3 separate regions of the Homo sapiens genome follow, and all the other regions are linked to region 1. Evidence: chromatin loops called from intact Hi-C (ENCODE). Cell type or tissue: PC-9. All regions are shown on one strand. Links, peaks and the distances in the headings refer to the core of each region. The heading gives the core; the rest is flanking DNA. Region 1 overlaps MEGF9 (multiple EGF like domains 9). Region 2 has its middle 17 kb from the start of MEGF9. Region 3 overlaps FBXW2 (F-box and WD repeat domain containing 2).

Evidence for each region. A loop is a pair of places that touch in the nucleus more often than their neighbours do. Peaks named below come from ENCODE experiments on the same cell type or tissue, not always from the same donor. Only the 100,000 strongest peaks of a DNase experiment are listed, where the experiment ranks them.
Region 2: it touches region 1 in a loop (3-fold over the local background); 22 of 110 quality-filtered maps call a loop at or near these places.
Region 3: a loop joins it to region 1, with 11 times the contacts of the local background. A loop is called at or near these places in 19 of 110 quality-filtered maps.

The regions. Positions count from the first base shown.
Region 1 is chr9:120,614,326-120,624,700 of GRCh38, forward strand. It overlaps MEGF9 (multiple EGF like domains 9), which reads right to left. Exons shown (of 6, transcript NM_001080497.3): 3 at 8,291-8,430. Among named protein-coding and RNA genes, the nearest start is that of CDK5RAP2, 39 kb to the left of the region's middle. In PC-9, for the core only: CTCF peaks have their summits at 5,590 (motif pointing right) and 5,792; a DNase peak (open chromatin) is centred at 5,616; H3K27ac peaks cover 2,679 bases.
Region 2 is chr9:120,725,887-120,736,261 of GRCh38, forward strand. No RefSeq gene overlaps it. Among named protein-coding and RNA genes, the nearest start is that of MEGF9, 17 kb to the left of the region's middle. RefSeq lists an enhancer at 674-763. In PC-9, for the core only: no CTCF peak of the experiment used is centred there; DNase peaks (open chromatin) are centred at 3,965 and 4,885; H3K27ac peaks cover 5,393 bases.
Region 3 is chr9:120,749,897-120,760,271 of GRCh38, forward strand. It overlaps FBXW2 (F-box and WD repeat domain containing 2), which reads right to left. Exons shown (of 8, transcript NM_012164.4): 8 at 7,078-10,375. Among named protein-coding and RNA genes, the nearest start is that of FBXW2, 38 kb to the right of the region's middle. In PC-9, for the core only: CTCF peaks have their summits at 6,125 (motif pointing right) and 6,333; a DNase peak (open chromatin) is centred at 6,145; H3K27ac peaks cover 264 bases.

The DNA.
Region 1 (10,375 bases), core at 838-8,837:
CCAAACTTCATAAATTTATTGTGAAAGATACCTTCAAAAGTTTATGTGAACACTTAACATTAAATCAAACTTGTATGTAAATATCATCATTTTCAATCATGTAATTGTAAAGGCCTGATAGTGTTAATGACATTTTTCCCACATAACAAAGTAGTATATATTCATGCTGTGGTAGACACTTTAGGTACTGGCTTCTTTCAGATCTTCTTGTATCATGATCTCTCTTTAGCTATGTATCTTTGTGACAATAAAAAACAGCTGAAAAATACATACTAGGAAACTGGAGTTTTGCTCTAAAAATAAAACAATTTTAAAAGTTAAACTGTTCCTCAGGTTGGACACGTCAAAACCTGCATTATGTGTGAAATCTGTCTACCTACTCTCCCCCTATTAAAAATGTTCAATACAAAGAATTTTTAAGAGAAAAAGTTCTGATAAAGTGCTAAGCTTTAATATAAAAAATACCTGAAAAAAAAAAAGCTAACAGTTCCATAGTAAAATTTGGATGTTCAGGGTAAGATGCAGTCCAATAATAAGTCCTTTGTGCATAGCTGATGTGACAAGAAAAGGTCATGTTGCTACCCTTTATATACATATATACATACATACATATATATATGTATATATGTATATGCCAGGCATGGTGGCTCACGCCTGTAATCCCAGCACTTTGGGAGGCCAAGGCAGGTGGATCACCTGAGGTCAGGAGTTCGAGACCAGCCTGACCAACATGGTGAAACCCTATCTCTATTAAAAATACAAAATTAGTCAGGTGTGGTAGTGCATGCCTGTAATCCCAGCTACTCAGAAGGATGAGACAGGAGAATCACTTGAATCCGGAAAGCAGAGGTTGTGGTGAGCCGAGATCACACAATTGCAATCCAGCCTGGGCAACAAGAGTGAAACTCCTTTTCAAAAATAATAATAATAAATAAATACATATATGTAAGCGTGTGTGTGTGCATGTGTGTGTACACACACACACACATGCACACACACACACTTGTAATCCTTTACTCCTACAGGGCTACTGGGCTTATATGTTTACTATTTTGGGGCTTTTTACTATTCTAAATAAGACTCCACATGTTTGTGACTACCACAATATAATTCTACTCTCTTAAGCCATTTATACCAGAATATTTTTTCCAGAAGAATTTTTTATTTGTGTTTGTTTTTTGGCCATACCCTGCAATGAGAAATCAATGAGTAAAAAAAAAATAACCTTACGTGGTAAACAATGTTATCTCAAAAGTAAAAATGAAAGCAAGTATAAGTATAAAATTTAGCCCAACACAGTGGCTCAAACCTGTAATCCCAGCACTTTGGGAGGTCAATGCAGGTGGATTGCTTGAGCCCCAGAGTTTGAGACCAGCCTGGGCAACAGGGCAAAATACTGTCTCTACAAAAAATACAAAAATTAGCTGGGTGCGGTGGTGCATGCCTGAGTCCCAGCTACTCAGGAGGCTGAGGTGGGAGGATCGCTTGAGTCTGGAAGGTTGAGGCTGTAGTGAGCTATGATCATGCCACTGCACTCCAGCCCGGGAAATAGAGCGAGACCCTGTCTCAGAAGAAAAATAAATAAATTAAAAAAAGAATAAAATTCATTGATTCTTAAATATTAATCACTGTTTACATTGCTTTAAGGTGCATGTACCTAAAGTACAACTATAGAGAAAGAAAACAAATAAATTAAAGATAGGCCAGACATAAATAACCAAAGTGTTAACAACAGTCGTGAGAGGCAATAGCCCTTTCAGAGTTTTTCTCCCTCTAGTCTAGAAATTATCTCTAGTATACATGCATCACTTTTATTTTTTATTACCTTGATTTTTCTTATTGTAAAATAACACACTGTAAAATATATCACATACACATTGTAAAATATTTCAAGAACTCAAGCAATTTGAAACACTTCATATATATATTTAATAATTATTTATTTTTACAATAAAAATAAAGACCATAACGTTTAAAACCTATATACGGTAGAAACTAATGATGTGAATTTGCTTCTTTAATAGCTTACAACTCCTCTGTGAGAGGCAACATAGCATTAAAAAATGGTATGGGGCTGGGTGCGGTGGCTCACACCTGTAATCCCAGCACTCTGGGAGGCCGAGGCGGTCGGATCACGAGGTCAGGAGATCAAGACCATCCCGGCTAACACGGTGAAACCCCGTCTCTACTAAAAATATAAAAAATTAGCCGGGAATGGTGGTGGGTGCCTGTAGTCCCAGCTACTCGGGAGGCTGAGGCAGGAGAATGGCGTGAATCCGGGAGGCGGAGCTTGCAGTGAGCCCAGATCAGCCACTGCACTCCAGCCTGGGTGACAGAGCAAGACTCTGTCTCAAAAAAAAAAAAAAAAAAAAAAAGTGGTATGGGAATTAATGTCAAATTTGTGTTCCATTTCCAGCTGAAATTCTCACAAACTAAGTTACCTTAAGCAAACAGCTTCTCTGATTTTCACTTTTCTAATCTGTAAAATGGGATAATAATTCTTTGGCTAACGATTTAATATAATGTGAGCATTTCAAAGGGTGAAAGACTATTCCATAGGACATAATGTTTTCTCTTTATGTCTTAATTTCTTCATCTGTAAATTTTAAAAGCTGAACTAGATGAAATCTAAGGTTTCCTTTAAATCTAAAATCTAAGAATCTTTCTTTTATGATAAATGATACATAAAAATAAGCTGAAGTTTAACATTGTTCATTATGCTCTGCCTGGAACCCCCCAAAATATAACAATACTGCCCTAAAACTCACATTCTCACATTCTCATTGCTGAAAGATGGCCAAAGGGTGGATCAAAAGAAAAAGGAATGTTTCCTGAAGATGATTTTTTCATGCTCCTTGACTAAGCATCTCAAAAATCTTTGTAGAGATAACCAAGAAAATAAATAGTCAAAGAAAGGAATGTAGGGCTCCTTTCCAGCCAAATTCAGGGACAAAACATTGAAAACATACATTGTTACCTGCAAAAAGACCTTTCCTTATTCCTTTATTTATTTTACCATTTCATCATTTATATATAAACCTATCTGAAATACAGTAATGTGCTTTGTTGTAGGAAGAAATGCCTTACCCTCTTTATAGAACAAAAGGCAAGCTTTAACCTGTCAAACTGAAAGAAGGCCAGTATGGAGCCCAGGTTAACAAGGGAGAGAGTAACAGGGCATAAGGTCAGAGAGAAAGGCAGGGCCCAGAAAATGTAAAACCAGATAGGCCATAGAGAGATGTTTGAATTTTATTTATTCCAAAAGGGATGAGAAGCCATTGGAGGGCTTAAGCATGAAAATGACATGATCTGGTTTTACATTTTAAAAAGATTGCTCTGGTTGTTATGTGGAGACTAACTGTGGTGGGGTGGGGATCAGAGAATAGGGAGAGAAGAGAGGAGGCTGAAAGGCCAGATGAGACTGTGCCAAAGTAGTTCAAAGAGATGACAGTGGCTTGGGCAAGGATGATGCAATAAAAGTCATGAACAGTGGTCAGATTCAGGGTATGTTTTGAAGATAGGGCTGATGGAATATACTGATGAGCTGGATATTTGCAGTAATAAAAAGGAGCAAAATCAAAAATGACTACTAGGCTTTGGGACTGAGTAACTTGGTGAAATGAATAGAGCAGGCTTAACTTATAAGTTGAAAAAAAAGTTGTTTTGGATGTGTTAGGTATATAATGCCAATTAAAACAAGTGGATATTTGACAGTTGGATATTTGAGTGTGGAGATCAACGGAGAAATGCAAATCTGATAATAAGCACATATATAGATGGCATTTAAATTAAATCCAGGGTTAAGGGGGAAAATGAGCTAAAACAAACAAACAAATACAAATTAAATCCAGGGGACTGAATGAGACCACTTAGGGAGAAAGTTTAAATGGCAAAGACAAACTTGACAAGCTCTGAGCCCTGAGGCACTCCAGTGCTTGGAGCTGAACTGAGGAAGATGTAGTAGAACAAATAAGAAGGAAAAGCTGGTTAGGTAGCACAAAAACTAGGAAAGCATGATACTCTGAAGTAAGTATCATTGGGGAGTAGAGGATTGGTCAACTCAGTCAAGCTGCTCAGGTCAAGTTACTCATCATGGGACACTATGAATACATAAAGGTACACTGGATTTTCAAAGGAAGTATATTATATGAACATGAAGTTCCAGTTTTAAAAATAATATCCCCCCACTTCCATTTTAAGGGAAACGTGCTTAATAAAGAAAATCTAGAAAAATACAGGAGTAGAAAGGGGTAAAAAATCATCCTAGGAAATCTCTCATTAAGATTTTTAGGCTGGGCTCCGTGGCTCAAGTCTGTAATCCCAGGACTTTGGGAGGCCGAGATGGGTGGATCACCTAATGTCAGGAGTTCAAGATCAGCCTGGCCACCATGGTGAAACCCCGTGTCTACTAAAAATACAAAAATTAGCTGGGCGTGTGATGGTGGGCGCCTGTAATCCCAGCTACTTGGGAGGCTGAAGCAGAAGAATCGCTTGAACCCGGGAGCCAGAGGTTGCAGTGAGCCGAGATCGTGCCATGTACTCCAGCCTGGTGACAGAGCAAGACTCGGTCTCAAAAAAAAAAAAAAGATTTTTAGTACTTCTCTTTGTAATCTTTCCTCATTTACAGGGGTTTGGCTTTTGTTTTTTAACTAGTCTAATTATATGGCATAAGTTATTTTATACCTTGCTTCTTTCACTTTCTCATATTGCTATATATCATTCTTTAAAACATTTTATCAGCCAGGCACAGTGGCTCACATCTGTAATCCCACCACTTTAGGAGGCCGAGGCAGGCGGATCACCTGAGGTCAGGAGTTCGAGACCAGCCTGCCCAACATGGCAAAACCCCGTCTCTACTAAAAATACAAAAAATTAGCCGGGCGTGGTGGTGGGCGCCTGTAATCCCAGCTACTTGGGAGGCTGAGGCAGGAGAATCGCTTGAACCCAGGAGGTGGAGGTTGCAGTGAGCCGAGATCGCGCCACCATACTCCAGCCTGGGCAACAAGGGTGAAACTCTGTTTCAGAAAAAACAAAACAAAACAAAACATTTTATCGAGAACATAGTAACAGTTACCATTTACTGATTACTTGTGATGGACCAGGCACTATATAAAGGCTGTACAAGTGTATTGCATTTAATCTTCACGACAACCCACTAGGCAGTTACTGCTATTATATCAAATTTATAGATGAAGAAACAGATTAAGCAACTTGCTCAAGGTAAGGTCAACATTTGGTTTTCTGTGTTTTTAATAATATACTGCCTAGATAACAGTATTTACTTAATACCCTATTGTGAGAAATTGGGTTGCCTAACTTTTTAAAATTGTAACTACCATTTTGGTGAGCATCTCTGAATATAACCTTCTTAAGAATTTAGAATTCTTTCCTTAGAATAGATTCCTGGAAATAGAACTACCAGATCAAAGAACAATTTTTAAGATTTCTAATACTTACTGTCAAATTGCTTTCCAAAATGTTTATCCAAATATATCTTACCACAAAAAAAGAGTACTTTGAAAATCTACTTCAATCTAAAACACAAGGTATAGCAAAACAGTAGAGGGGGTGAAAATAGGACTGTGAAAACACAGTAAGTGGCCACCAGAGGGCAACCTTATCACAGCACTGTTGAAAATAAAGTCACTTGACGAGAGTGGTTTTATATAAAGCTTGTAATTTTAAATACAGTATTTGCACTCCTTCACGTTGGATTCCACTTTTATTATAATTCCAAACAAAGAACCCATTTATTTCTCTCACTACTAGCTGCTTTTAGAAACCATAACCATGAAAAGAATTATTTTGCCTTAAATTATCTCCAGAGAAAGGACAGGTCAGCACTTACATGACAGTAAAGACAGTGGCCTCGTTGCCTTAAGAAAAATTAAAACTGAGAATCAGCAATGTAGACTGCTTTTCGGTACTGTAAAAGATCTAGGGAGTAATTTTAATCGACTCAGTATAATGAAGTATTCCTGTTGTTACTCAGTATTGAAAATAATCTTTCCTCTGTACGCCTTTCCATTCATTTGTTCATTTATTTGATAAAAATTTAGTGAGTAGTTACTATATGCTAAAGCTCCATGCTAGAGATTGTGTATACAATGGTGAAAAAAAAAAGTTCTTGCCCTCATGAGTGAGCCATATGTGACTCAGAATCACAAATAAATATACAATTACAAACTGTGAAAAGTGCTATGAAAAAATACAAGTATATGTGAGAGCATATAATAAGGAAATTACCATTAAGCCTAGAGCATCAGGAAATGCTTTCTAATGAAGTGGCCTTTAATTGACGACTCGAGGGAAGAATGTGATTTAATAAGGCAGAGGGGTCAAGGATGGAGGTAGAGGTGGATTAGAAAAACCATTCTTGGCAGAGGAAAGATCATATATGAGAACCCTGGGACCAGGGAACATGCCTTGTTTTAGAAATAAAAGCCAGTCTGACTGGATCACAGATGTAAAGAAAAAGAACGCCACAAGATAAAACTGGCAAATAGGCAGAGACAAGATCGCATAAAAGAAAAAAAAAACAATTTCTTCTAAATCAATTTGTTTTACTATAGAGTATTTGAATGAAGAATAAAACTTTCAACCGATTTTTCCAGGGTACTTTTGACTTCAAGTATTTTGCCACCCTGTTCTCATAAAAACACTTGTACTTGTCAGACTAGTGTGTCCTGATTTTTTTTGCTTGTTTGTTTGGGAAAAAAAATGTTTCCAAGGAAGGATACTTAATTCTTACATTTAGGAAAACTAAGATCAGAAGTTAATTGGCTTTAGTTTTTAATGGTTTGACTAAGTTTGCCTAAATGTGGTTTTCTTTGTTTTATATTGCTTAGGGTTTGCTGAACTTTCTGAATCTGTCGGTTGACACCTTTAATCCATTTGGAAAATTCATGGCCATTTTCTCTTCAGATATTACTGGGATCCAGTATCACTTTCCTCTCTTTTTAGATCTCCAATTACATTTATGCTAAACCTTTTGGCTGTGTCCCACATCTTCCCTGCTCTGTTCTTTCCATTATATTTTCTCGAAATGCTTCAGTTTGGATATTTTTAATTGTACTGTATTCAAGTCTTCTAACTTTGTCTTCACTGTGTACAATCTACTGTTAGATTAATGCAATGAGTTATTAATTCACATGTTGTATTTTTCAGTTCCAGTTTGTTCATTTGATATTTTAGAGATTCCAATTTCTATTGACATTTTGCCTCTCTTCACCTATTTTGTCTGATTTTCCCTTTATTGTATGAAAATACTAACTTTAGTCAAGTCTTTCTAAGTTGACTCTAACACCTAGATCACCTAAAGGTCTGCTTCCATTGCTCATTTTTTTTCTCTTTGGTATTGGTCACATTTTTCTGTCTTTGCATTGTCCAGTATTTTTTATTGTATGCCGGACACAGTATATAAAAGAACCAGAGAGGGCTCCCCTTTCATCTGTTAGGCAGATATAATGAGAGAATTACTTCAATCCAATCAGAAGGTGAGGCGGCTTGAGGGTGGACTGTAATTTTAGTATGAGTTAATCAACTTCTGGTTCCTTACTATTTCTTGGTCAGAGCCTAGCAAGCCTGTGTCTCCTTAGCCCTAAAAGACTGTGAGAGATTTGTATTGGCCTTTGGTAATTTGAGCTTAGGTCCCACTGCATGCACCCTCAGAGTCTGAAGACATCTTGAGGGGGAGATAATTGAATGTCATAGCAGGCCCTCTCTTTCTAAAGGGATTTTGTCTCCTCAGCACAAGACTGAAAGAGAAAGAGATTTTTTTCTACCTTTCTGGCCCAGCCTTCCATCTTTTGCATAGTCGGCTAATATCCTGTGGGAAAGCTGGCCTTGTGTTTGGGGATCCTCTTGTTTCCAACCATCATGCAAGCCTCAAATGACTGCCAAAAACATTTCTTGTATCTCTTTCCTAAAGAATTCCTTTGCTTGGGTCTAGCTCATTCTTTGCCTATGCTCAGAATCAGCAAATGTCCCCTGGAAAGACAATGGCTGGTGATCATCAGTTTACCTAGGAAGAGTTCCAACCTTTCTGGAATTTTAGTTCCTATAGTTCTCCTTGCCTCCATAGGTATATGACTTTTTTTTTTTTTTTTTAATTTACGTACTTTTTCAAGTTTGTTGTAGCAGGAGTTTGGCTTGCTGTGATCTAGTACATCCTACTTAGAAGATAAAGGCCCTTCCAAACTATTTCAGAAGAATCAACCTATAGCTGAAAGATTTCCAAATTAAAAGAACAGTGGAATAATTACATGACAAAGTTAAGGAAAGTACGTACCTGTGAGGGCATCGCAACTGGCAGACCGATTATTGCATTGGCAGGGCAAGCAGCCATTCTTACTAAAGCCATAATATCCATCTTGGCATCGGTCACATATAGAGCCAATGACACCCACTTTGCACTGGCATTTCCCAGAACTGCAAATAAAAGCAAAGACAATGAATAAAAGTAAATCAATTTAAAAGTTGTATTGAGTAACACCCCAGAAGGGAAAGAAAGCCCAGCTCATGTAAATCATATATACTTACCATATCTCAAAGCCTTGTGTCCAAATAAATCACCTATCAAATTCTGTATTGCTATTAAAAGCTGTCTAGTGTATTGCATAATGCAATTTCTTAGCTAACAAATAATTTTACAGAAAATTTAAAATGGAGGCATTTGAAAGCAGGAGTAATAATGATGATGCAATGAGCTATCATTTATTGAGGGCTTATGTCAATAAATATATTTTTTCTCTAATCCTCAAGGTAGTTCTACCTGGTGAGGGTCATAATACTTATTTTACTACTGAGAAAATTCAGATAAAGTTACTGTCCTCAGCTAGTAAGTCAAGTCTATTCATACAAAGCCAGACTTTTCCCCACCATACTATCTACTCCTAAGATTGACTCTAAATTGGTACAAGAAATTTGTCTGCCAAATAACTTGATATCCACTTAGGTATCAAGCTTCATTCTGTAGATCCAAAGCATTACAATTCACCATCTATATAGGTCCTGACTCCAGTGATGGTGTTTATGCCCTGTCCACAATAAATCTTGCTCTCTTTTCTCACTGCAAGTAAATTTCAGGTCTTTAACAAAGGCTGAGAAATCTTATTGCTTGAAGAGAAGCTGCAGCCTAACAAAGTCAAAGGTTCTCAGAGATAGAAGCCCAAATATTTTGATGTTTAAAGCTTAAATAAAATTTGTACTGATCATAGTATAGGAGATGTTTTTAAAAATGCAACAAAAATTTACATTATCTAATTTATACTATCAAGCATGAATCTATGAATCTTAAGTAATTTAGTAAAGAAAAAAGAAAAGAAGCCACACACATATACGGTCTTACACAAGAATATCCCAAGGTACTTAAAGATCTAGCAAAGAAAACCTGTATTCATAAAAAATAAAATTCAGGAATATTTTATGACTCAATAAGAAGGAACCAGTCAATCGAAGCCACTCTATACTATCAGAAAATTATAAAGAACATAATGTACCTTTCAAAGAATGGCTTACAACACTTCATCAGCTTATTTCCAAGGCTTTTAAAATGTTAATCAAAATATGCTTACTCCTCATTCCTCTAAATATGTTATTCAATATACAAAAGGATAAACAGTTACTTTCAATGATGGTGTTTGCCTAACCCACAACCTACAAGAAGAAGGTATTAGTTTCGAACACAAAATCACTTAATAATATTGTGTAACCATAATATAGCCAATGTTCCCAAAGTAGTTGCTATTCCTGAAGTGGGTTTTCCCTTAATAATTCTTGGGGCACTAAAAGACTTTCTATCTGGAGGATCTGCTCCTTAATTGCTGATTTAAAGTGACTTAATGAATCTTGATAAAGTAGTTGTCTGAGTGTACATACCATGCTTTATTTTTTCCTGGGTGATTTTTGTTCGTTTTTGTTTTTTGAGAAAGGGTCTCATTTAGTCCCCTAGGCTGCAGTGGCGTGATTTCGGCTCACTGCAGCCTCAACTTCCTGGGTTCAGGTGGTCCTTCTGCCTCAGCCCCTCAAGTAGCTGGGACTACAGGTATGCGCCACCACATCCGGCTAATTTTTGTATTTTTTGTGGAGACAGGGTTTTCCCCTGTTGCCCAGGCTGGTCTCAAACTCCTGAGCTCAAGCAATCCGTCTGCCTTGGCCTCCGAAAGTGCTAGCATTACAGGTATGAGACACCATGCATGGCCAGATTTTAAAACAACAAGAAAAAAAAAGGTGCTTTTCTCTCTTTTAAAAGAAAATATAGGCCGGGCGTGGTGGCTCACACCTTTATCCCAGCACTTTGGGAGGCTGAGGTGGGTGGGTCACTTGAGGTCACAAGTTCAAGACCAGTGATCAGCCTGGCCAACATGGTGAAACC
Region 2 (10,375 bases), core at 1,628-9,627, 110 kb after region 1:
TCTTCCAAATTAGGTCACATTTGTGTAAAGGAATTAGAAACATCTTTCCCATTTCATCAGGCCCAGATTAGAACAGCCTCTGCAGAGGGTCCTAGTAGATCAGTCCTCCTGTCAGGCCCATGGGTGTGATTTCCTTTCTCAAACAGCCACTGAACTTTTCTTATGATTATGGAGTGTTTATTGGGTGTGTGCAATGTGTCAGGTGCAGTCTGGAATTTGGAACTGTCACATACTGGCAGCATGACCTCTTTAAGAGGCAGGAACTTGTTATCTCTGTCATCCGGTCCCATGTTGGGGAACTATCTATGAATCAGCCAAGATGGGTTCCCAGCCCTCCATCCATCTCCCTTCAAGGCAAAATGGTCTAATGGGAAAAGTCCATGATCTAGCATACCTGGCTGCTCTACTTCCAGCCTATGTTACTTAGAGCAAGAATCACCTATTTTAACCTTCAGTTTTGTCAGCTGTAAAATAAGCATACAATACCTGGTCTACCTATTGTGTTGCTAGGAGGAATCATTCATTCATTCATTCAGCAGAAATGTGTTAAACACTGATATAGAGATACCCTAGTGTACAAGACAACAAAAAAGGTGCATACAATATAGTAAGATAATCAATTAACAAATAAATGGGTAAATAATCAAGATATTTACAGATTAAGCAAGTGCTACGAGGGAGATAAAAATGGTGCTGTGACACAGAATAATATCCCCTTAGAGTGATGAAGGAAAGCCTTGCTGAGATGTGACATTCAACCTGAAAGCAAAAGGAGTCAACTCTACCAACACTGGAAGGAACAGCAAGTGCAAGACTTTGAAGTTGGAAAGAAACAGAAAGGAAACCAGAATGGGTGAAGCATATTAAGTGAAGGAGAGAGTGGTACAAGCTAGAGGGCAGGACTCTGTAGCCAGGGAAGAAGACTGGGCTTCATTCTAGGAGCAAAGAGAAGTCAGGGAGCGTTTTAAGCAGGGAGATGAGGGCAGATTATAGAGCAGCAGGGACAGAAGCACAGATAGCAGCCAGAAGGCTGAGTTGTCCAGGCGTGAGAAGATGGTGGCCTGGACTGGCTTAGAGGCAGATTCAGAATCTGTTTTAGAAGTGGAATTGTCAAGACTTGCTGTTGGATTGGTGTGGGGTGAAGGAAAGACAGAAATAAAAAGTTACTCCTAGATTTTGGAATCCACAGGATCACTCACTCACTCATGCATTCAACAAACATCAATTAAGCACATATACCTGCCTGTCTCTAGGCATGGTGTTGGGGATAAAGATGGAGATGAAGATCACAGCTTTGTCAGGGAAATGGACCAGAAAATAGGCAAATATAATGCATTTAAGTAAGTGCAGTAAATATTAAAGAACATCGAACTCTGCTGAGGGGAAAGAATCAAAGAAAAGTCTTCCTAGGGGAGGGGAGTTTGAGCTAAGCCTTGAAGGAGCAACAGGAATAGCAGAAGGGCTCTGGGGTTATAGAACAGAGCTCTGAAATAATAACAATCGTAGTAGTAGTAGTAGTAGTAATAGCAGCTGATATTTGTTAAGGCCTCACAATGTGCTAGGTACTGTTGTAAGCATAAATGAATCATTTAATTCTCACATAAGAATCCTATAAAGTAGATCCTATTACCATCATCCCCACTTTACAGACGAAGAAGCAGAGGCACAGTTAACCTCAGTTACATAACTTGCCCCAGATCACACTCATAATGACAGAGCCAGGCTTTAATCGCATGCATTTTGGCGCTGGAAACTATGCTCCAAACACCGCAAGAAACTGCCTCACTGTGGGACGTCACCGCACATTTAGGGGCGGACAACAGGTGCAGGAGGTATAAGGTGTAGGAAGGTAGGAACTGATGGGAGGTCACGTAAATGACATGAAAGTATTTTGCAAACTATAAAGTGCTGTCCCCAAGCAGATTATCATCACTACTATTATAATAAATAACTGCCTTTCCTCCCTGTGAAAAATGAAGGCTTCTCAGCAGTATCTCTGGGTTATTGGCCTTGGAAAAAAGTGGCTGCTTGGAGGGCCTGCCCAGACAGAGGGAATCTCGGGAAAGGATGGGCTGACGTGAATCTGACCCTGAGTTGGGAAGCAGCAGATGTGGGCTCTGGTCCCAGCTCTGCACCTAACTTATTATGTGGTCTTGGGTGGGTTACCTCCCCACCCTGTCTTTAGTTTCCCCATTGCTAAGATAGAAGGAGGAAAGAGTGGGGATTTTTTTTTTTCCAGACGGAGTCTCACTCTGTCACCCAGGCTGGAGTGCGGTGGTGCGATCACGGCCCACTGCAACCTCTGCCTCCCGGGTTCAAGCAAATCTCCTGCCTCAGCCTCCTGAGTAGCTGGGACTACAGGCACATGCTACCATGACCAGCTAATTTTTGTATTGTTTTTAGTAGAGATGGGGTTTTGCCATGTTGGCCAGGCTGGTCTTGAACTCCTGACCTCATGTGATCTGACTGCCTTGGCCTCTCAAAGTGCTGTGATTACAGGTGGCTCACACCTGTAAGATAATCAATTAACAAATAAAAGAGTGGGGATTCTAAGGCCTTTTTCAGCCTTCACATTTTGAACAATCGCTGCTACTGTTGGTGTTCCACTTCTCCGAGCTGGACAGTGACCGAAAAAGAATGTCACCTTGGGGCCCTTTACCAAAACAAAGGCTTGCTGGCAACCTCGGATGGCAGTGGCACCTTCCAGAAAGCAGGACCCATGCTGGATGGGAAGCCCATGGCTTATGTCCCCTGAGTCCACAGATCTCCAGTTCAGACGCTTCTCATCACTCCTGTCCCTGCCAGGACACTCACTGGTTTCAAGCTCCTTGAACCAGGCCCATTCCTGTCCCTTTTAATGTTCCAGTGGGAGTCTGAGTAATGACAGCATTCTGGATACCATCCTTTCCAGGATGTGGCCAGAAGACGCAGATGGAGTTTACATCCTAAGGGGTCCCGTTTTGATTTTTCTGTGAGCCAAAAACCCCAGGGCTTTCTCACATGCGCTGCTCCAGGCTCCATCTTTTGCCATTGAGGGTTTTGTATTCACTGTCCTGGAATTAAAAGTGTTCTCAAGGGATGCAGCATTGAGTCTTTCTCCTCATGTCTCAGGATCTTCATCATGAGAATACAATCATAAGCCTGCAAGAGATCCCCTTACATCAAAGTCATTCAATCCAAACCCTTCTCGCTGACACAGAACTCCGTAAACTGTAAAGCACTGTTGTACATTATTAATTCACATATTATTCCTTCTGTACCTTATAAAAGTCCTAGTTTGGGCAGGGCTAGGATTACCAGATAAAATGCAAGATGTCCAGTTAAATTTAAAATTCAAATTTAACTAGGCATCTTGTGATTTGATCCATTAAATCTAGCAGCCCTTGATGGGATCAACAGTCCCATTTTGCAGAACTGAAGCTCAAAGGGATGAAAGGATTTTACCCAAACTGCTTGAGAGCAGGGACTATGTCTGACTTTTTAAAAATATTTTTTTCAAACATGAGAAGTATATTCCCTTAAAGCCAGTGTATCAGTCCATTTAGCAGTGATCTAAAAGATTTATGCTTTGTGAAAAGCCTATTCATCTATGAATAGAGAATCTATGCCCTGTGTCTGTGTAGGTGTATATGTTGCACAGAACATTAAAAAGTTAATAAATTCATTTTTAATCCCCAGTTCCCAAGTTGGGGTTAGCTCAGAGAAGATGCTTGAGAAATGTTTACTCAACTATTGGGCTTTCTGAATCTTTCATTCCTACAAGAACCCTACAGAATGAAAAAGAAATTGCTGGCTCAGGACAAAGAATGGCCCCAGAATGCAGTGTCAGGCTTCCCTGATCTTCCTACATGGCTGTGCCAAAGATGAGTTGAGTTTCAGGAAAGTGCAGTGAAACTATCAGCAGTGAAACTATCACATCATGAAATAGTCATGGGCCTCACGAAAAGGCTTCTTGTCATTACACTTCCTTCCTGCTCCAGGTTTAAGACCACAGGGAGGCTTCCCTAAGGCTGCCAAATACAGCGAGGTCTTGGCATAAATGTTGCCCAAGGAGTCCTTACACCATCAAAGGCAGAGGCACAAAGTCCCTTTCCTGCCCTTTGGATGAGTAGACCTGTTGGGGGCGCTGGTGGGACAGCCCCCAGGTGGCTTCTAGACTTAGCTCATCTCCCTCCTGATGGACAGCTCAGGATCTGTCCACTGACAGATCACATACTTTTTTCAGCTGCCCAGCCAGAGCTGTGAATAAACACAGACTCTCCGAGAAGACTTGAGCTGCCGATGACAGAGGTCAGGGGTCTTGGTTCCATTCCAGGCTGTCAGCTAAGAAAGAGGATCTGCTGAAGAATTGGAGCCTGGGCATGAGCTCTTGCCATGGATGGAACTTTTTTCATGTGTGAGGTTCACCAGTTAATCCTAGAACGTTAGAGTTAGAAGAGATGGCCTTAAAAAGCACCTAGGTCAGGCCACGCATGGTGGCTCACGCCTGTAATCCCAGCACATTGGGAGGCCAAGGCGGGCAGATCACCTGAGGTCAGGAGTTCGAGACCAGCCTGACCAACATGGAGAAACCCCATCTCTACTAAAAATACAAAATTAGCTGGGCGTGGTGGCACATGCCTGTAATCCCAGCTACTTGGAAGGCTGAGGCAGCAGAATCGCTTGAACCCAGGAGGCAGAGGTTGCAGTGAGCCAAGATCGTGCCATTGCACTCCAGCCTGGGCAACAAGAGCGAAACTCCATCTAAAAAAAAAAAAAAAAAAAGCATCTAGGTCTAATCCAAACATTCTTCCAGGAAGACACACCAAGGCTCAGAGCAGGAAAGGACTCATTCAAGCTCACATGATAACTTGGCAGCAGAACCAGGCCTGGAATGCATATTTCTTCTTGGTGCTGCATTCCTGATTCAGAAGAGCAGCTCTCCCTGCTAAGCAAACAGCAGGTGGGCGGATGTGGTCACTAATCAGTGCACTGGCACTGTGGGTCATTGAGCTTTAACCCCAGAGCACCATTAACAGCTTAACCCAGTCTGTCACCCTCTCCTCCCTGGAGGCCCTGCAGTCCTCAGGATTAGAAATAAACTGCTCTCAGCCAAGCCCCTGAAATAGGAGATGAAATGGCCCACAGAGACCATCCAATTTAGTTCCCCCAGTGATGCCGAATCCCCACCCTCTGTGCTGGGAAGCAGTTCCAGTGACCAATGAGCTCAGTGAGCTTGCAGGTGTGTGGGCAGGCTGCACAGAAGCAGAGGGTGGCGAGTGGACCACAGGGGGATGGATGGGCATGGAACTGGTGCAGTTAAGCATCGGCGTTCCCATTCTGTCTCCTGTCAGCTCTGTTCTCAAGTCCTTTTGCTATTACACTAAAGCCCATCTCTGTGAACTTCTGTCTACTGGGTCCAGCTCAGATCCCTGGAGCCCAGGCCACACCCCTTGTGAAGCTGCTAAATTAGGCGGGAACCCTGGTCTGCATGCAGGACTGGCTGCCTGGCTCTGTTCCCTGCCAAGCCAATATCTGTATACCACTTAGGAGAAAAACTCTAAAGCCAAATGAGGAAAAGCAAGGACGGCTCTGCCTGTGATCCTTGGATGGATCCCCTGTATGTGCCAGCACTATTCTCAGCTCTTAGCAGAGAACAGAAAGGCTCTGTTGCTGTTCTCATGGAGTTTATGTTCTGGTTAGGGAGCCAGAGAGTATATGGGTACCTAAATAAATCAGATAATTTCAGAAAATGACAGTGCTAAGAAGAAAACACAGACTAATAATGGGATAGAAAATGACTCCGGGGTGGCATGTCACTTTCACAAGCATGGTCAAGGAAGCCATCTGGGAGAAGGTACACATTGAGCTGAGGCCTGAATGAGAACGAGGAGGCAGGCTGGGGAAGACCAGGGAGACAGAATGGTAAATGCAAAGTCTCATAGACAGACACAAGCTTCGTATGTGTTTGAGAGGGAGAAAAAAGCTGGAATGGGTAGAATATAGCAAATGAGAGAGAGAAAATCTGAAAGGAAGTTTTGGTCTGAGCCACAGTCTAGTGCGCTGAGCTGGGCTAAAGGTTAAATCATGGTGATGATTCCGCTTCCAGAGAAACAGAGCCACAGCAAAGCAGAAATCACAGCATCATCATGGTGCTAACTGTGAAGGCCAGATGCCCACTGGGGCAACTCCACTGTAACTGCAGCTCAGTCAGTTCTCCAATCCAACAGGAAACACCCATCCCAGGTTTGTTTCTAAGCCAGATGACCTCAGGGGGGCTTGTCTGCTGCTCCCCCAAAGCACAGTGTTCTTCTCAAGGAGCCCCCTGGGGCAGAGGCAACTAGAGAAGGAAGCCTACATCTTAAGAGTTTTTGTGAACTATAGAAGGCTAGACCATGAGCTTCACCTCCTTCACGGGCCTCCTTTTCTTGCTTTCAGGAACTGATCTTCTCTTCTCTTCTCTCTCTTCTTTCCTTTTTTAATAAAAACTCTCATGGCGTCCCAGGCTAGAGTACGCAGTGGTGTGATCTCGGATCACTGCAGCCTTCGCCTCCTGGGTTCAAGTGATCCTCCTGCCTCAGCCTCTTGAGTAGCTGGGACTACAGTCTTGTGCCACCACACCTGGCTAATTTTTGTATTTTTAGTAGAGATGGGGTTTCACCATGTTGGCCAGGCTGGTCTTGAACTCCTGACCTCAAGTGATCTGCCTACCTTGGCCACCCAAAGTGCTGGGATTACAGGCGTGAGCCACCGCACCCGGCCTTGCTTTCAGGATCTTCATGGGGTCTCTTCACCTCCTTCCCCAACCAGGCCTGTTCTCAGAGTCAGCTTTGGTAAAATAGTTCACTCTGGGATATAAATGGTACTGTACCCTCTCCCAGGAGTCCTGTATTTTATCAAGAGTCAAAGTCCTGGCTGGGTGCAGTGGCTCCCGCCTGTAATCCCAACACTTTGGGAGGTCGAGGCCAGTAGATCACTTGAGGTCAGGAGGTCAAGACCAACCTAGCCAATACGGTAAAACCCTTTCTCTACTAAAAATACAAAGATTAGCTGGGCATGGTGGTGCGCACCTGTAGTCCCAGCTACTCAGGAGGTTGAGGCACTAGAATTGCTTGAACCCAGGAGGCGGAGGTTGCAGTGAGCCAAGATGGCGCCACTGCACTCCAGCCTGGGTGACAGAGTGAAACTGTATAAAAAAAAAAAAGGAATCAAATTCCTAAGCCAAATAAATGCATCTATAGTTGTGTAAATTAAGAAATCTGCCATCCAGGTGGGGAGGGGGTACCTGTTGCATCAGCAGGTTGATGGCGGGGCCCTGCCTGGTCGGTGTGGTTCTCCCTCTCCCAGGCCATGTCACCTTGTTCAAGTAGAACATTTATTCCTGCCCACCACAGGCATTTGACTCTCTGGAATTCATGGGAGGTTCTAGAGTGCGTCCGGCTCTGTGTCAACTACCACTGTGCAATTCCTGCAAAGGCAGTTGAGGCGGGGGTGGAGTAGCCCTGAATAAACTGACAGCCAGAGGACTGGGATATCAGCTGAGAACGTTCCCATGGAAAAGAAAAGTCCAGCCCCTTCCAGCAAATGCTGCCTGGCTCTGCAAAGAGTGCCTTGTCATCTCATTGGCATTGCTTCTGTATTTCTTTCCTATTTCAGACCAGAAGTGAGTGCATGGAGGATCTCTGTGAGCTGGTTTTCTCTATCTTCAGGATAATCCAACCTTTAGTAACAAAAGCAGAAAAATCTATTCCTATCCTTTGGCTCCCAAGTCCACATCTAAGTGATTCGTCCTAAGGATGTATTTCCAAAATTGTTTTTAAATCTTGTTTCAGGCCAGGAGCGGTAGCTCACGCCTGTAATCCCTGCACTTTGGGAGGCTGAGGTGGGTAGATCACCTGAGGTCAGGAGTTTGAGACCAGCCTGGCCAACATGGCAAAACCCTGTCTCTGCTAAAAATACAAAATTTAGCCACGTGTGGTGGCGGACACCTGTAATCCCACCTACTCGGAAGGCTGAGGCAGGAAAATTGCTTGAACCCAGGAGGCAGAGGTTGTAGTGAGCCAAGATGATGCCATTGCACTCCAGCCTGGGCAACAGAGTGAGACTGTCTCAAAAAATAAGTAAATAAATAAATCTTTTTTTAAATAAAGGTTGCTAGTATTATGCATGATTACATAAAGTGGGGCCTACCCAGGTCCCAAATGACAGGTGGATGAGCAAACTTTGGCCCCCATTTGAAAGAATACTATGATAAGCTTAAAAATGACAAAATGAAATTCGTCAAAATATAGAAAAGTATATATGAAAGAATGTCCAGGGAAAATATTGGAAACCCAAACTGCACAAATCAATCAGTTTCTCCCTGCAGCCCTGTTGATGAAAACTGGAAGAGTTCAAGAAATAGTTATGTAAAATTTAAATAAAGTCCATGTTCTTTTTTGTGGGTATTTGTGTGCTTAAGTAATGTAAGTATCATAATCCCTAAGAAAATACTTTCTAACTTTTAAACATTGTTCACTATAAAATTATCATTCACTTTCTTCAAAAAATAATAAATTATTTTAATAATTGCTAATTGCTCTGTCTAGAGTTAGGTGGTTGGGATACAGAAGTAATTGCTTCCTGGCATTCAGGAAAGTACGGGTCTTGTTTTGACCAGGCCTCTGCCTTCCCAGGGTTACTCCAGGAATTGGGATCTAGAACAGCATATGTTTACACCCAAAGGTGGGAGATCACTTTCTCAGGCAGGACTGGTCCTGGACTAGGGAAAACTACTCATCTAGCCCAAATGACTTGTCCTTCCAAAGAAACTATTCTGCTCCCCCAACTAATAATATTAGCCATATCAAGATTCTTAGCTGCAAACAAGAAAAAATTTGCCATGGATAGTTGCATAACAATGATCATTATTATCATCACTTTTGGTGCAGTTGTTGTATGCAGGCACTGTGCTGGGCTCAATGGGAAGGGTTTTATGTGCATTATCTCTTTTTATCAACAACCTAGAAAAGAAGGCAATTACTTCCTGTTATGGATGAAGGAACTGAGGCTAAGAAAGGCTGAGAAACTTGCCCAGAGACCACAGATTTAGTAAGTGGTAGAGGAGATTTTCAAAGCTAGAGCTGACTGCCAAGCTTGAGGTCTTAACAAGCTTAGTTTCTGCAATGAAAATCCTGCTGGGCTTCAGTGAGAATCCAGCAAGCTGGTGATGCAGCCTCCATCCTTGGTGGGCCCCTACTAGCCTTAATATTTCAGGGCAGTTTCCAGGAGAGCTGGCTGGAGTCAGTGGTTGGCATCCACACGCAGCAGAGCCATGAAGCTGGCTTTCCCAGCAGCTCACATTAACTGGCAGTGGCAGCCAAGGCAGGTCAGAAGCAGAAATGCTCTCAGGGCCTCAGGAAACATCTGCAAGTCCTCAAGGAGACAAGACCTGCCCCCTTATCACCTCTTCGGGGGAGAGAGTGGGCCTATCCCATCTGCAGGGAAAGAATGAACACATTGCTTTTATTTTCCAAGGTGTGTTCCTGTAAATGAAACAATTCACTGCTATGCAACTTTTAGGATTGGCCACTTGAGAGCAGGCCTTGTACTGGACAATGGGGTGGCAGTCCTGAAATCAGAGCCACCACCTGCCTGCCAGGGCTTGTGGGGCAAGGGTGAAGATGGTGACAAGTGACAAGCAGTATTTGCAATTCAAAGTGAATGGTGCAAGGAAAAGGGGATGTGGTGTAAGGGGGAGAGTATGAACTTTGGAGTCAGAAAGTTCTGTTTCTTCATGTCCTGGTTGTGAGACTTTGGGCAAATTTCCTAACATCTCGAGGTTGTTTCCTCATCTGGAAGAAATGTAAATAGTTATACTTGTATTGCATAATTACCATGAACATTAAAAGGTACAAGTATATCAATACTTAAAATTGCCTAGCAGATAATGGGAGCTCAATAAATGATAACATTACTAGTGTTATTAAAAAGGCTCAGTTGGAGGATCTATAAATGGTGTTGTTGAAAAGAAAACAGAAGGGACATATTAGCTGGGTTTTGATGGGGAAGTAGGAGTTTGTTGACTAGCTGGTAGGCAGGAAGGGTTTTCTAGTTAGCAACTTAGCAAGGACAGCTTTGTGAAGGAGCATGGAACATCCAGGCAACATGAGTGGACCAGTTAGGAGCTACTGAAATATTCCCATCAAAATACAGGGGCGTACCCCTGGGGCAAGATGACTCTCTGACGTCCACTTACTACTATTCTCAAATAAAGGACCATGAACAACCTCTCCGTGTAAATTCATAAACCAGCATTCTTGTTAGCTACGCTTCCTGAAATGGAGCAGCCTCCAGGCCCATGGCCTGACAATCCACAGGGAACAAACAAAGCTGAGAATCAGATTCCAAGAGCCCA
Region 3 (10,375 bases), core at 1,179-9,178, 140 kb after region 1:
TAGCACCTTTGTGGTCATCCTTTCCTTCAGCTCCATCCCAGATAACCATTGGTCTGCTTTCTGTCACTGGAGATTGATTTTATAGATATAATTTTGTATAAATAGAAGCATATAGTGTGCATTCTTTTTATCAGGCTTATTTTACTCAGCATCATAATTTTGAGGTTCACTCATATTATTGTATATATTGATAATTTTTCCTTTTATTGTTCAGTAGTATTTCTTTGTATAAATAGATCTCAATTATACATCCATTTATCTGTTAATACACATTTGGGGGTGTTTCCAGTTTGGGGGTATTACAAATGAAGCTGCTATAAATATCTAGGTACAAATCTTTGTGTTGATGTATGGGTTTTTTTTTTTTTTTTTTTGAGACAGGGTCTCACTCTGTTGCCCAGGATGGAGTGCAGTGACGCAATCTTGGCTCACTGCAACCTCTGCTTCCTGGGTTCAAGCAACTCTTGTGCCTCAGCCTCCCAAGTAAGTGGGATTACAGGTGCATGCCAACACTCCTGGCTAACTTTTGTATTTTTAGTAGAGACGGGTTTGTGCCATGTTGGCCAGGCTGTGTGTTGATATATGTTTCTATTTCTTTTGGATTAAAAAAAAGCTAAGACTGGAATGGCTGTGTCATATGGTAGGTGTCTATTAAACTTTAAGAACCTGCCACATATTTTTCCAAAGTGGTTGTGTCATTTTGCATTCCTGTTAGCAGTGTATGAGATCCCCAGTTGCACCACATCTTCTCTAGTACTTGGTTTGGTTGGTTTTTTAAATTTTAGCCATTCTATTTAGATGTTTCCCTGTTGACTAATGATGTTAAGCATCTTCTTAAGTTCTTATTCAAGTATCTTCTTTTTTTTTTTTTTAGACGGAGTTTCGCTCTTGTTGCCCAGGCTGGAGTGCAATGGCGTGATCTCGGCTCACCGCAACCTCCACCTCCCAGGTTCAAGCGATTCTCCTGTCTCAGCCTCCCAGGTAGCTGGGACTACAGGCATGTGCCACTACACCCAGCTATTTTTTTTGAATTTTTAGTAGAGATGGGTTTCACCATTTTGGCCAGGCTGGTCTCTAACTCCTGACCTCAGGTGATCCGCCCGCCTCAGCCTCCCAAAGTGCTGGAATTACAGGCATGAGCCGTCATGCCTGGCCCTGTCTCTTTCAATTTATAGATTCTTCCTCCACCCCTTTCATTTCCTTAGAATGTATCTGTTGAAAAACCCAGGCCATTTGCTACAGTTTCCTGCAGTCTGGATTTTGCTGATTTTATACTCCTGTTGCAGTTCAACATATTTCTCTATCCTTGGTATTTCCTGCAAATTGGTACCTAAGTTCAGAGAATGGTTCAAACTCACGTTTGGTTCCTTTGGCAAGATTACTGAGGGTATTTGGCATGACTATAGGAGACACATTATGATTTGTTGTCTCTTTGTGATCTTAGGAGTGGGTGAAGCTCAATGCCTATCTATTCATTCAGAGGAGTTGCAAACTGGTTATATTCTATCTTTTTCCCATTTAGAGTTGGAATACTTTTATTAAGAGGAATTTTTCCCCATCTACTATTTGGATGCCCAAATAATATTTGCTTTTTATTTAAAGTTTAATAAGTTTAATGGAATGTTTTAATATTGGTCACTCAGGGTGTATATTCTCTTGGTATACTTTCAATTGTAGTTTCAACATTTTTAAATTTCTGAAATGTTTTCTTGAATTATATCTTTTGGCATTTGTTCTGTTCCTCCCTTACTTGATTTTCTTCTTTAGGAACTCCTATTACCTGTATGTTTGATCTTTGCTGCTTTCAATATTTGTCAATTTCCCTCAAATCTTGTTTATCTCTTCATTTCCTTTTTATTTAAACATATCTTTCTTTTTCACTGTCTTTTATCTCTTAAATCATTATCTGTTTATCTGTTATTATTATTATTTTTGAGATGGGGTCTCACTCTGTTGTCCAGCCCGGAGTCAGTGCTCAAACATGGCTCACTGCAGCCTGGACCTTCCAGGCTCAAGTGATCTTTCCACCTCAGCTTCCTGAGTAGCTGGGACTATAGGCACATGCCACCATGCCCAGCTAATTTTTTTTTTTTTTTTGTAGAGATGGGGTTGCATCATATTGCCCAGGCTGGTCTTGAACTCTTGGGCTCAAGTGATCAGCCTGCCTTGGCCTCCCAAAGTGCTGGGATTACAGGTGTGAACCACCATGCCCAGGCTGATGTATTTGTTTTTAAGTTAGTCTTGGTCTGTTTTATGGTGTCTCCCTGGTGTGTTTTCATTGTCTGTAAGGATGTTAATCTGCTCCTTCTTCGCATTTTTTTCTTAATAACTGTGTATAGAATTTGATCTTGATACTTTTATATTATTTTTATGTAAAATTTGTTTTCCTGACTTTTTGGAATGAGTGTATGTTCAGGCAAGCTTTTCAACCTTCTCAGAGCAGTCCCTCTTCTCTTATGTATGGATTCAAACATATTGCAAGTTGCTTTCTGGCATTTCCTGCCTCTGTCTTTATCCTTTCTTGAGTCTGGGCCATCTCTTACTTTCCTCTCTTGTCCCTGTCCTGCTCCCAGGAGTTTTAGCCCCAGGAGTTTTCCCTGGTGTGGGGCCTTGTCCTAAAAGAGAGCCGATCAGCCTCAACTGTTTATAAGGGCTACAGTGCTCCAGCCCTTTCAGGCGTTCTTGCCTTAGGTCCTTGTTCTCATCCACTGTTGGAGAGCCTCTCCCAGCTTCAGCTGACATTTTAGGATTGGCAGCCCAACTCTCCATTGATCACCTGTTGCCTATTTTGGATTCTCCTGTTCTCAGGCCTCTCATATACTATCTCTTTTCCTTCCTTCATTTTCCTCCTACAAAAATGTTCTTGTGGCAATAGGTATTTCGCCTCAACTACTGTATTCTGGGGCTCATGAAGTTACCTTGTACCTAGCTTTGTTGAAAGTACTGTCTGGGCCCTTGGTTTTGCTATTCAGTTGCTGGGTTTTTTGTTTGTTTGTTTGTTTGTTTGAGACAGAGACGCCCAGGCTGGAGTGCAGTGGCATGATCTCAGCTCACAGCAACCTCCCAAACTCCGCCTCCTGGGTTCAAGCGATTCTTCTGCCTCAACCTCCCGAGTAGCTGGGACTACAGGCGCATACCACCATGCCCGGCTAACTTTTTGTATTTTTAGTAGAGACGGAGTTTCACCGTGTCAGCCAGGATGGTCTTGATCTTCTGACCTCGTGATCCGCCCGCCTCGGCCTCCCAAAGTGCTGGGATTACAGGCGTGAGCCACCGCGCCTGGCCTAGTTGCTGTTCTTTGTGTGGATTTGAAGAGATTAAAAACCAGGCTGGCACCACCACCAACCTGCTCATTTTGTGTTTTCAGTTGTTTAATGATTTTTGCCTTCAAGTTCTAGCAGTGTCTTCTGTGTTCCTATATTTAATAAAGACCCGATGAGTGATACAGTTCCACCAACCATGCATCTAGGTTAGCAACCTAGAGCCAGCAAACAAAGAGTATCAGTTTATAGAAAGTCTGTATCTAGAATCCTTCTACTAGCTTACAAATCTCTTGGAGAGTTACTTCCTCTATGGAACCTTGGTTATCACCCTTAAGTAGAACTTCTTCCTTCTTGGTGCTTCCTTCATGACACCTCTTGGGTTTTGTGTGTGTACTATCCTAGGGAACCTGAGCTCCCAGAAACAGTGACCATACACGATTAATCTACATATCCCCAGGCTCCAGCACGATGCCTGATACAGAGTAGAAACCTCATACGTGTTTCCTGAAAGAGGGAGTTTGAGCTAAAAGATGCCTGCAGCTGTATTATATAACTAAAAAAAAATTAATTATTCTTAAAAAAACTCATGCTCGGCCGGGCGCGGTGGCTCAAGCCTGTAATGCCAGCACTTTGGGAGGCCGAGGTGGGCAGATCACGAGGTCAGGAGATCGACACCATCCTAGCTAACACGGTGAAACCCCATCTCTACTAAAAATACAAAAAATTAGCCGGGTGCAGTGGCAGGTGCCTGTAGTCCCAGCTACTCAGGAGGCTAAGGCAGGAGAATGGCGTGAACCCAGGAGACGGAGTTTGCAGTGAGCCAAGATCGTGCCACTACACTGCAGCCTGGGCGACAGAGCAAGACTCCGTCTCAAAAAAAAAACAAAAAACAAAAACAACAACAACAAAAACTCATGCTCACTGTGGGAAACTTAGAAAATACAAAAATAAGCAAATAGAAAATATTTTTCTCATTCTTTTTTTTTTGAGATGGAGTCTCACTCTGTCGCCCAGGCTGGAGTGCAGTGGCTTAATCTCCGCTCACTGCAACCTCCGCCTCCTGGGTTCAAGCGATTCTCCTGCCTCAGCCTCCCGAGTAGCTGGGACTACAGGTGCGTGCCACCACGCCCGGCTAATTTTTGTATTTTTAGTAGAGATGGGGTTTCACCATGTTGGCCATGCTGGTCTTAAACTCCTGACCTCAGGTGATCCACCTGCCTCGGCCTCCCAAAATGCTGGGATTACAGGCATGAGCCACTACACCCAGCAGACGTGCATGTATCTTTATGGTAGAACGATTTATATTCCTTTGGGCATATACCCAGTAGTGGGATTCCTGGGTTGAATGGCAGTTCTGGTTTTTAAGCTCTTTGAAGAATCACCACACTGCTTTCCACAATGGTTGAACTAATTTACACTCCCACCAACAGTGTATATGTGTTCCCTTTTCTCTACCTCTCCAAAGTTCATTCTTTTTTTTCTTTGATACGACAAAGTCTCACTGTGTTGCCCAGGCAAGAGTGCAGTGGCGTGATCTCGGCTCACTGTAACCTCTGCCTCCCAGGTTCAAGCTATTCTCCTGACTCAGCCTCCCAAGTAACGAGGATTACAGGCACCTGCTACCATGCCCAGCTAATTTTTTTTTCGTATTTTTAGTAGAGACGGAGTTTCACCATGTTAGCCAGGCTGGTGTCAAACTCCTGACCTCAGGTGATCCACCTGCCTCTGTCTCCCAAAGTGTTGGGATTATAGGCGTAAGCCACCAGGCCCGGTCAAAAAAAAATTTTTTTTTTTTTTTTTTTTTTTTTGAGACAGAGTCCTGCTCTGTCTCCCAGGCTGCAGTGCAGTAGCATAATCATGGCTCACTGCAACATATGCCTTCTTGGCTCAAGCAATTCTCCCACCTTAGCCTCCCAAATGGCTGGGACTATGGGCGCATGCCACCACGTCTGGCTAATTTTTGTATTTTCTGTAGAGATGGGGTTTCACCCTCTTACCCAGGCTGGTGTCAAACTCCTGGGCTCAAGCAATCCACCAGCCTCAGACTCCTAGAGTCCTGAGATTACAGGCCTGAGTCACTGCACCTGGCCATGTTATTTTTTGACTTTTTAATAGCTATTCTGACTGGTGTGAGATGGTATCTCACTGTGGTTTTGATTTGCATTTCTCTAATGATCAGTTATTGAGCTTTTTTAAATATGCTTTCTTTGGACACACACATGTCTTCTTTTGAAAAGTGTTCATGTCCTTTGCCCACTTTTTAATGGTTTTTTTTTCTTGTAGACTTGCTTAGGATCCTTACAGATGCTGAATATTAGACCTTTGTCAGATACATAGTTTGCAAATATTTTCTCCCATTCTGTAGATTGTCTATTTACTCTGTTGACAGTTCCTTCTGCTGCCTACTGATGTCTTAGCATGACATGCCCTATGATAACTGGAAATAAAGTAGAAGGCAAGTACAGTATTAGAACACATTTAGGCTGGGTGCGGTGGCTCACTCCTGTAATCCCAGCACTTTGTGAGGCTGAGGTGGGCGGATCACCTGAGGTCAGGAGTTTGAGACCACCCTGGCCAACATGGTGAAACCCCATCTCTACTAAAAATAACAATTAGCTGGGCATGGTGGTGTGCGCCTGTAATCCCAGCTACCTAGGAGGCTGAGGCAGAATTGCTTGAACCTGGGAGGCAGAGGTCACGCCACTGCACTCCAGCCTGGGCGACAAGAACAAAACTCAGTCTCAGAATGTGCAGTAACCTTAAGTGCAAGAAAGTCCTTGGTATAATTAAACGTCTTCTACAGCAACGGAATCTGGCTCTCATTACTAGCTGCAACTCCCAAATTTTCCACTAGGTGGCAGAACAGGCTAGATAATAGCCGGGGGTTCTCAACCTTAGTGGGCATCACAAACACCTGTGGGTCTTCAGCCCCAAAGTTTGATTCATTAGGTCTGGGTGTGGCCTGATAATTAGCATTCCTAACAAGCTTCCAGGTGATGCTGATGTTTCCAGGTGATGCTGGAAGGAAAGTACATTTTGTGAACACTGGATTACAGAAAATCAATGTAGACCAACCCAAGGCCCATTCACCCATCCATCCATCCATCCATCCTTCCTCCAGTTTACTTTGTAGTTCTAGGTGATGTGAGCACAGAGAAGAATGAGACATGGTTTGTTCTCAAGACATAGTCGGGTGAGGGAGAAAAGGAAAATGAAAAAAATAACTCTTAGTCTATTATTTCCACCTCTCCATTTCTTCCAATATACAGACTTCCTAAGTGTTGTTTTTCTCTTCTTCTGTCAAATAGAGTTTAAGCCTTGTGCCCTTAAAGCCTGAAAGATCAACTAGCCCAAGAGCTGCCTTACATGGCTAAACCTGCTGAACTAAGAAACTCAGGAATGTTTGCTATCCTATAAAAAGTTTCAGATAGAAAATCTCCTCTCTGAACTTAGAAGCTGGAGATATAAAAGCACACCTGACACCCTCGAGTCTGCATTGAGTAAAAATAAAACACAGGATTACTATGTTCTTAGAATCTGTGCTTGGCTGCTTTCCAAAATGAATTCCTCATTTTAAACTTCAATATATATTATGGTTAATTTGGGGAAAAAACATTTTGACTCATGACTGTCCATATTTTCCTTTAAATAGTATTGTTGACTAGCTCTAATCTTTGGTACTGGGTCTTACTAGATCTACTTTTTGCATAATTTGTGATGTACCATATAAACCAGTAATATGTAAACAGATTGTGTATAGGTTTACTTGACACAAATCCTTTTTATGTAATGAAAGAACACTTCAACGCATGTCTTGGGTTGAACTATTATTTCTAAATCAGTGATAATTAGATTAGTGAAATTTTATTTATAGCCATAATTCATCTCGACCAATGATTTCACAAGTATTTGAAAGTGTAATGGGTAAAAGATGCAGACAGAATTCAAGAGATACAAATAAGCACACATAAAAATATGTCATTTTCTCTCTAGTCCCCTCCCCCATAAAAATGTTGTCATGTGTTAAAGAAATGTCAGTTAAAGCAACCTTGAGATACTTCCTTTATATCTATTAAATTGGCAAACATGTTTAGAAATGTTCTTTCTTGACTCGGGCAGTGGTTAGACAAGTGTTCACTTCATAACTATTCGACAAAACTGTGTGTTGTATGCACTCTTCTGTACCTGTAACAGAAAATACTAAGAAAAAATTCCACTGCTTTTGCGAGTAAGTCTTCTACTGGAACTTGTTCTAAGGAAATATGCACAAAGAAGTTCTCTGTAGTATCTTCTAAAAAGCAGAACTGGAAACTACCTAATTATCTACCAAAACAGAAATGGTTTAGCAAATTACAGTAATGAAGGAAAATTACAAAATATTATGGTAGTTGTAAAAACCTAAAGCACATTTTTGAGAATGTATTACAAAACAATGATTTGCAGTACATAAATCCATACACATGTGCATAAGGATTAGAAGAGAGTATTAAAAATCGTAATGATAAAGGAGCTCTGGGTAATTTTCTCCATAAGTTTTTATTACTGTTAGATTATCTTTACCACAGAGAGCACAGAACATGTGGTTAAAATGCAAAGGACAGGAACATCCCACTGGCAGGGACTACTCATGTCTAATCACAGTGTGATCATTAAATATTCTCTCCAAATGTACTCAGAACACTTCAGATGTTTACAGGATATGGCAGAAGAGGGACGTCTAAGAGAGGAAAAGCTGTGTGGAATTGATCTTTCATTTGCTTCTGATCTTTTATTTTCAATTTTAGATGCTCTGGAAGTTATTTTTCTTCCAAGTTTAGATAGCTCTTAAGACAATCCATGGAATTCATTAAAATCTCAATGAATTCCTACTCTCAATCTTACAATGTTGCTGGGGAAACCAGGTATTCACTTGTATTTTGGAAAAAACTGAGAATCAAGGATGAAAGTTAATAGTTGTCTACTGCAAAAGGTACAACAGTATTTATTGCTAAATGAACTGCACCACTAACCTTACACAAAAATGCTCAGTGAGGCTGGAGTGGGGTATGGTGGTCAGCAGAGGCTTTAAAGATAGTGGGAGATCAATGGGATTAAAGCCTGGCCCTAGGACTGGTGGAAAGGAACATCAAGAACTTTCCACGAGGATGGGAGATTAACACCCAAAGCGCAAGGGTGGAAATAAATAGAGGAGCAAGAACTGTTTGCTCGAAGAAATTAGCTAGGGCTCCATGATGTTAAGGAATCCAGATGTGCCCTGATGGTAACGGAGAGTTACCAAGATTGAACAAGAGCAAGTAAGTGCTCAAAGAAGTGGTTGGGGAGACTCCCTGGAAGCAAAGCATAAGACAGGTTGAACAGTGCACACAAGTGGTGAAGGCAGAAGGCAGCAGTCGGGATTTGAAGAGACTTGAAATACAGAAAGAACAGACAAACATGAAAACATGGAAAAAATCCAGGTGTGTGGGGGCTGAAAATCAGGGCTTCAGCCTCACCACTTACTATAACTCCTCTAGGCAATGAATCACTTTACCAAGCCACAGCTTTCTCATCTGTAAAACAGGAATGACAATCTGCCCTTAATGATGCTGTCAGGGGATCAAAGGTGCAGGGCCGTGGTACTCAAATGACAAGAAGCCCCGTAAGTTTAAGTTAGTAAGAAAGAACTCATGCAAAGATGTGCTGGATAGACACATCCTTGGGCAAAAGAGAGGAAGACTATTCCAAGGTCTGGAAGCAAAATGGGACTTTTACCCACCCCATCCCTTCATTTGCAACTATTCATGAAATTCACCAAAATTATTTCCTTGTGTTTTACCTTTATTGTTTTGCTTTTTGGATCACCTTCAGAAATGGTTATATTGTTGAGTTTACCTTCTAGAAGATGCAGAAACAGTAAAAAAACAGAGCCACCTCAGATCACTCAAGGGGTTGTTCTATTTTCAAAAACACACTGACTTTTGAAAAGTCCCTGCATTGGTTGGATAAAATGTCTGAAGTGGTTGGGGGGAAAGCAAGACAAAGTCTTAACTACAGAATATATTTTTAAGGAAATGCAGCTTTATTACTTTCAAGTACAAACAATAACTTGGGCTTGGCTAACCAAATTTGCCTAATTGAGGGAATCTGCTTTAATGTACAGATATAAATGATTTATAGTTAACACAATCACTCACGGGTAAAAAGAGTGCTTCTATGATGCAAGAAAATAACTTCTCATCTTAGAGACATCTTGTTCCACAATCACCCCACTATTTGCTTAAGCAACCTCTTCTTCCCCCTACCCCACACAGTTCAAATATAAACTTTATCTCATGCCCTCTAAATCACAACATACATCAAATTCGTGAAATATGAGTTGATTACTTTTTCCACATTGCTATAGATGTTGGATTGCTGACAGAACTATCTCTTCAACCTGAGCATTCTCATCAAGTATACTAAGTCTAAATCAGTGAAATATGCCTGTTCACAATCTGAGTACAAAGACACCAAAACATGAGCTTTTATCATCTGAATTACTAATTTTCCAGGGTTGAATATTAAAAACACATATTTACTTGGGCACATTTATGAAGAGTAGAAGTAGCTGAATTCTTTAGGCTGCAATAATTAAGTGGGTTTACACTGGTCAGGATTGAATTACTAAATTTAAACAACTGAACTGTTCCAGGAAAGACAAGAAACACTGAAACATCCTAACAGCAAAACAGCTTTTTGCACTGAGCGTGACCATTCAGTCTGATTAGGCTGATGGGAATGGTGCAAAGACTACTCAGTAATCCATTTGAGGATTTATTCTGAAAAAAGTTTACTTTCCTAGAGCAGGCATGGGGAACCTTTGATCAGAAACACTGCCAAAGATGGCTAATGGGCATTGTGTCAAAAAAGTGAATCTGTTCTTTTCATCAGACATTCTGAGGACAGCATAATTCTCAAGTGTCTTGGTTGTCTAAACCAAGCGAAAGCACCAGCGTAACCAGGTAGGAGGGCTGTGTCAAGAAGACGGACCTAAAGGGCTTCTCCCCTATCCTGACAACTGTGTCCACAGGCAAAGGTGACAGTATGCCCTGCCCGGACTGCATCATGAGTAGCAATCTGATTCTGCTCGCTTC